Regions from separate parts of the Homo sapiens genome. Here region 1 is linked to region 2. Evidence: read pairs that join two places in POLR2A ChIA-PET (ENCODE). Cell type or tissue: CD4-positive, alpha-beta T cell. All regions are shown on one strand. Each heading gives the region's core, and the rest is flanking DNA. Links, peaks and the distances in the headings are about the cores only.

Evidence for each region. ChIA-PET counts read pairs that join two places held together with the same protein. Peaks named below come from ENCODE experiments on the same cell type or tissue, not always from the same donor. Only the 100,000 strongest peaks of a DNase experiment are listed, where the experiment ranks them.
Region 1: POLR2A ChIA-PET joins it to region 2 with 5 read pairs; 1 of 35 experiments calls an interaction of 5 or more read pairs at or near these places.

Annotation. Positions count from the first base shown.
Region 1 is chr18:46,008,010-46,010,924 of GRCh38, forward strand. All of the region lies in intron 5 of PSTPIP2 (proline-serine-threonine phosphatase interacting protein 2), which reads right to left. Among named protein-coding and RNA genes, the nearest start is that of EPG5, 42 kb to the left of the region's middle. In CD4-positive, alpha-beta T cell, for the core only: no CTCF peak of the experiment used is centred there; a DNase peak (open chromatin) is centred at 1,772.
Region 2 is chr18:46,249,081-46,251,995 of GRCh38, forward strand. All of the region lies in intron 3 of ARK2N (arkadia (RNF111) N-terminal like PKA signaling regulator 2N), which reads left to right. Among named protein-coding and RNA genes, the nearest start is that of ARK2N, 77 kb to the left of the region's middle. RefSeq lists enhancers at 451-1,087, 1,088-1,723, 1,479-1,558, 1,609-1,668. In CD4-positive, alpha-beta T cell, for the core only: no CTCF peak of the experiment used is centred there; a DNase peak (open chromatin) is centred at 1,591; H3K4me3 peaks cover 1,079 bases; H3K27ac peaks cover 2,023 bases.

The sequences.
Region 1 (2,915 bases), core at 268-2,767, 240 kb before region 2:
GACATTTGTGGTGACCCCAGTGAGCCAAAGGTGCCCTTTCAGAGCTCCTCAGGGCAGTGTCTCTTCTGAGACTCAGACTTTCTGCTCAGACCAAATCCAATGGAAATGTGATTGGGTTTTATTACTGATAACACAAAGGAATGCAGAAACACAACTATCTCTGCCATAGGGTGGGGAAAGGCAAGAGAGGGAGAAAGGAAGAGGAAACTTGCAAGTGACCCCTATAACCCTGAGAGAGACTATTGGAATAGCTGCTTCATGGCCCGTTTTTCTCTCTACTCACACTCAAGCTGTATTCTATTTTTTATTTTTATTTTTTGTTTTTTTGAGACAGAGTCTCACTCTGTTGCCCAGGCTGGAGTGCAGTGGCGTGATCTCTGCCCACCCCCCACCCCGGTTTCAAGCAATTCTCCTGCCTCAGCTTCCCGAGTAACTGGGATTACAGGCATGAGTGACCACACCTGGCTAATTTTCGTATTTTTAGTAGAGACGGGGTTTTGCCATGTTGGCCAGGCTGGTTTCAAACTCCTGACCTCAGGTGATGCGCCCACCTCGGCAAAGTGCTGGGATTAGAGTCGTGAGCCACCTTGCCCAGCCTTAAGCTGTATTCTAAAAACTGGAAGCATCGCCTCTGTAACCACGGAGGTTCCTTTCTTTGGAGACCGCTCTCCACACAGGCAGCACGAAACTCTCCCATGACCATCCCAATCTTAGCTGAGGTGATAAAACCATGTGGGTGCCAGAGTACAGTGTCTGATCATGTGTTGTCATTGTCATGCTACAGACAGTTATGGACTGGGGAAGAAACCTCATGACCCTCAAGTGTCAATACCGCTGAGAATGGCTCCTAAGACCCCTCCCTACCCTGCCAACCCCCTGGGGTGAGTATCTCACTCCTCTATACAGCCTTTCACCCCACTGGTTTTAGCATCAATGTCCTTCTTTTGGGAGGCCTTCCCAAGCCTCCAGATGACATTACGTGTTCCCACTGTGTGTTCAGATAGCGTCTTCCTCCCCCCCATCATGTAAGGCACATCACGCTTTACCATGATTCCTGGGTCACATCCGTCTATCTGGCCCTGCTCTCATGCTTAGTGAGAGAAGGATGACCATGTACGTCTTGGTCACCACCTTCATAAAACATTAGCTGCGAGGGACCATACCATGAACTTCTGGCCAGCCCTTCCAGGACCTGCACCTCTTGTGCCCTCATTTATTAAAAGAAACCAACTGATGGTTTTCCTTAAGTGGAAATGGCTTAATTTCCAAGAAGTGAAAGACCAAAGCGTGTGTCTGACCAGTGAAAAATGAGAAGTTAGCATTGGCACATTTTCTTCCAAAGTTTTATGGTGTAAAAAAAAAAAAAAAAAAAAAAAAAAAAACCTAGCTAAATACGGAAGTGGTAAAACCCAGAGTTCATTTTGACACAAGTAATTACAATTTTATTAATAAAATGTGGACTTCTCAAAGAAAGCTTTGAAGGTATTATCCCACTGCAGATGGCACACAGAATAAAGGGAACTTAGAGGGTGGCAGGGGACTGAGCACAGGTGACTTACACTATTGCTTAACACAGTTCAGAGCAGAGTTCAGTTCTAGCTTAAAATAATTTGGTCTGTGTAGCTTATTAGGATGAGGAAGTTTCAGAAACCTTGCAAAATTAACAAACTCTCCCTGAAAGGACTAGGGCTACCAAGGAGGGCACTTAAAACATGCAAGGAAATGATTCTCCTCTCCTCTGAGGGGAAGTCATGCGTGCCTAGACTCTGGTTGTCTAAGGCATTTTTGATTCTGAAAAATTGTAATTCCCCTAGAGGGGTGAGCAGTCCTGGCTATGTCAGCCAAAAGGGTCTGACCATCCAATGGGTTTAATACACATGCTATTTCTGCTCTGAAAAAAGGCTTCAGGTCAGAGGCACTCCTCAAACCTGATACATCAAGCTTGAGAGAGTATGTCAAAGCACCTGACAGGGTGTTCCCATGTTCATTTCTACCCTTCCTTCCTGGTAAAAGGAACAGCACAAGTACAGGTGTAAGATGGAAGAGGCAGTAGTGTGCTAAAAGCAGCTGGTGAAACAGCAATAGGGGTAAAGCAGGAAGGCTCTTAGGATGCTGCTGCCCACCATAGAGGCCAGTGGCCGCCAGGGAAGCTGGACCTAGACTCCAACCCAGAACCACAGGCAAAGTTGCTGAGACTGAGGTCAAGGTAGAATCAGCCTTAACAGCTGGCTGCTTATCAGATATGCTCATTGCAGACAGCAAGCTCAGGCCCAGGATAAGGAAAGGTTTCCAAAGGGACCCCCGGGCAGGGTGAAAGAGGTCACCAAAAGTCACGCAGAGCTGTGCCGGGAGACCTGGTTAGACATCTTTGGGTGCCAGATAGAGAAGAGCTTGTCTCCCATGTGAGGCCCAGGTTCCAGTCTTGAAAACCAGACACAGAAAAAAATTCTCTAAGGACCCTACATGGCTGCAGGATCAGCCTGAATATCCAGTCTTTCAGGAACAAAATAGAAGAGAACAGAGTTGTGGCTGGTCTAGTCTAACTAACACTTTGATATAAACCTGGACTTCTTTTCTTGATCCCAAATATTTGTCAGTTTTATTAACTCTTGTTCACCCTTGTCTTCTTCCATGTAGTTGGTCAGAGTAAATCTCATGAATGAAAAAGAGCCTATGTATAGCTGCTTTGAAGACAAGAGTACTCGGAGTTCCCAGGGCTTCAGTTTTCCCATTTGTACAGTAGAGTAGTTGGACTACATTATGGTCTTCAGGGGGAGCGGGAGTCTCTTCCACTACTTCTCCCTTCCCCTATTGCCTTGTCCAGGATGAGGAGTGTGGTTTTGGGAGCCGTCCAGCTGGGATGTGCTAGAGTCTATTGAATTCAGAGGGTTCCCCTTTCCATTCATAGTCTGAAT
Region 2 (2,915 bases), core at 238-2,737:
ACACTTTGAGCCTGTATCCCCCATGCTAAGCATAGCTGGAGAAAATCACTTTGTCACAGAGTTAAAGGTTGCCTTAATTTCCTAGTCTGCGGCTTCATCCAGGCTCTCAGCGCTTCCCAGAAACTCCCCCTTTTCCTTAGGCAGCATTCTTTTTTTTTACTTTTTTTGAGACGGAGTCTTGCTCTGTCACCCAGGCTGGAGTGCAGCGGCGCCATCTCAGCTCACTGCAAGCTCTGCCTCCCAGGTTCACGCCATTCTCCTGCCTCAGCCTCCTGAGCAGCTGGGACTACAGGCGCCCGCCACCACGCCCGGCTAATTTTTTTTTGTATTTTTAGTAGAGACGCGGTTTCACTGTGTTAGTCAGAATGGTCTCGATCTCCTGACCTCGTGATCCACCCGCCTCGGCCTCCCAAAGTGCTGGGATTACAGGCTTGAGCCACCACGCCCGGCCTTGCATTCTTTCTCCGTAGTGGCTACTTCGCTTTTCTGCACCTGCCCACACCTACTCTCTGCAGATGGCCTTGCCACATTCTTCAAAATCCAGATTACCTCAGCTTTCTGCTGTCAAACCTATTCTCTGCCCTTTTGGAATATGAACAGGTCTCTCTCATTGTTAAAAACTATGTATATACACATACATACAAACACCCTTCCCTCAAGCCCATATTCCTTACTCAGTACCATCCTATCTCCTTTTCCTCCATAGCCAAACTTCTTAAACTGTGTTTGCTCTTCCTTCCCTTTCATTATTCTTCAGATTGCTTTGCTATATTGGCTTTCTCCCAGGCTGGAGTGCAGTGGTGCAATCATGGCACACTGCAGCCTTGACTCCCTGGGCTCAAGCAATCCTCCTGTCTCAGTTTCCCGAGTTGCTGAGTCTGTAGTTGCACACCACCACGTCTAATTCCCCGCCCCCCTCGCCCCACCCCATCTCTTAATTATTTATGTTCATCAATACTTGGGTTGTGTTTTCTAGACCACTTTTACTCTTCAGGATGATCTTTATTCTCTCATCTATTGCTGAGGATTTAACAAGTCTGTATTTCCTCTTTAGACCTCTGACCTGAGCTTTAGAACAGTACCGATTGTACCATTGACTGTCATCTGCTTACTCCGTGATAGTTTCACTCATTTATGAAACATTCCTGGCACCTGTCTTAGTCTGTCTCTGCTTGCAAGTCCTGCTATCATGAACACTCATTATTTATGTGAAAAGTTATGTGAACTGCTTATTGGACATATTAAAGGCACATAATCATCATGCCCTGAGCAACCACCCTCAGCTTTTATTAGTGCACTGAATGGCACTGTAACTCTATCCATTTACCTAAGTCAGAAACCTAAGCATCATTTTTGACTTTCTATGTTCTTTCATTTGCCTAATTCCCAACATTACTAACCCTCCATTCGTACACACACACACACACACACACACAGTATTTTCCATTGTTTTTTTTTCCTAGTTCAGCCACAGTCATTTCTCACCCAGGAAGCTGCAGCAGTCTAACTGGTTTTGTTGCCTCCAGTATTTCCTGTCCTGCTTGCTATCAGTTTCATTTCTATACTCTGAAAGGAAATTCTTTAAAATGCAAAACCAGATGACGTCACCCCTCTGCTTACCCTCTGCTTAAATGGTTCAGTGGCTTCCTACTTCTCAAAGCTAAGTCCAGACAGCTTACCATGATCTGACCTGCTGACTTTGGTAGCCTTGTTTCTTATTACTCTTTTGACTGTTACCCCCAAATCTCACCAAACTTTTATACCTTAAAGGACAACAGAATGTTCTGTATGCCACTTCCCCTCATCTGTGCCTACTCTTCCTTGAGAACCCAGCTTCCCTGATTACCCTCAAGTCTGGTGAATGTTCCCTATCAGAGCAGTTTTCAAGCCATGGTGCAATAGACTGCTTTTTATTATCTCTGCATATATCGCAGGTTCATTGAGGGTAGAGACTATGCCTGCCTTGTTCCCCATAGTATTTCTAGCACTTAGCACAGTGCATAGCATGTCGCAAGTATTTATTGTAGGTACAAACAAATAAAGTAAACAGTAAAGACTGTTTGAATTATTGAATATGGAAAAGTTGAAGGCTATAAAGAAGAGAGTCTGTGATTTTGTATTCTTCCTTAGCAGTACAGTTGGAACAGTGTGCATGAGGATAGGAATAACTAAAACATTGAAGTAGAACTTGGATGAAGACTTGGCCACAAGCAAGGTATTGGGGATCAGAGCAAGAATCTAGGTTTACGAAAGCAAGACTTAACCAATTCCATTTAAGCAGCCTCCCTAGATTTAATAAAACAGAGTTTTATCTGGTGAATGCCACCTTTTGTATGCTTATAGGGTCCAGATATGTGCCCACTGCTAGTGCCACATAATCTGGATTACAAACCCACGCAAACTGTGATATATAATCTCAATCACTGGTTTATCTAGGAGCCATTCTAAGCATTAAAAATTTTTCACATATATGCATCATTTTCAGTCGAAGAATAAAAGGTAAAAATAGTACTAAAGAATTATGAAAAAGACCCACAATCATATTCAAACTTGATTATTTTTCACAGCTTTACTCAGAATCTACATATTTTTATAGTGTTATGTGTAATACTTTATATGTTAGTATACATTTTTCCAAGTTGCTACATAGCACTGTAATGAATATCTTTGGATATAACATTTTGCTTATTTAAAGGCTAAGGAGTAAATTATTAGGGATGGGTTTACAGGGTCAGAAGGTATAAAAATTGTAAGCCTTGGTTTGAGACTGTCTGTAGCTTCCAAAAGGTTTACACTCAAGGGTGACAGGAGTATGAAAGTACAGGATTTGGCCAGGTGCGGTGGCTTAAGCCTGTAATCCCAGCACTTTGGGGAGGCCAAGGTGGGCTGATCACCTGAGGCCAGGAGTTTGAGAC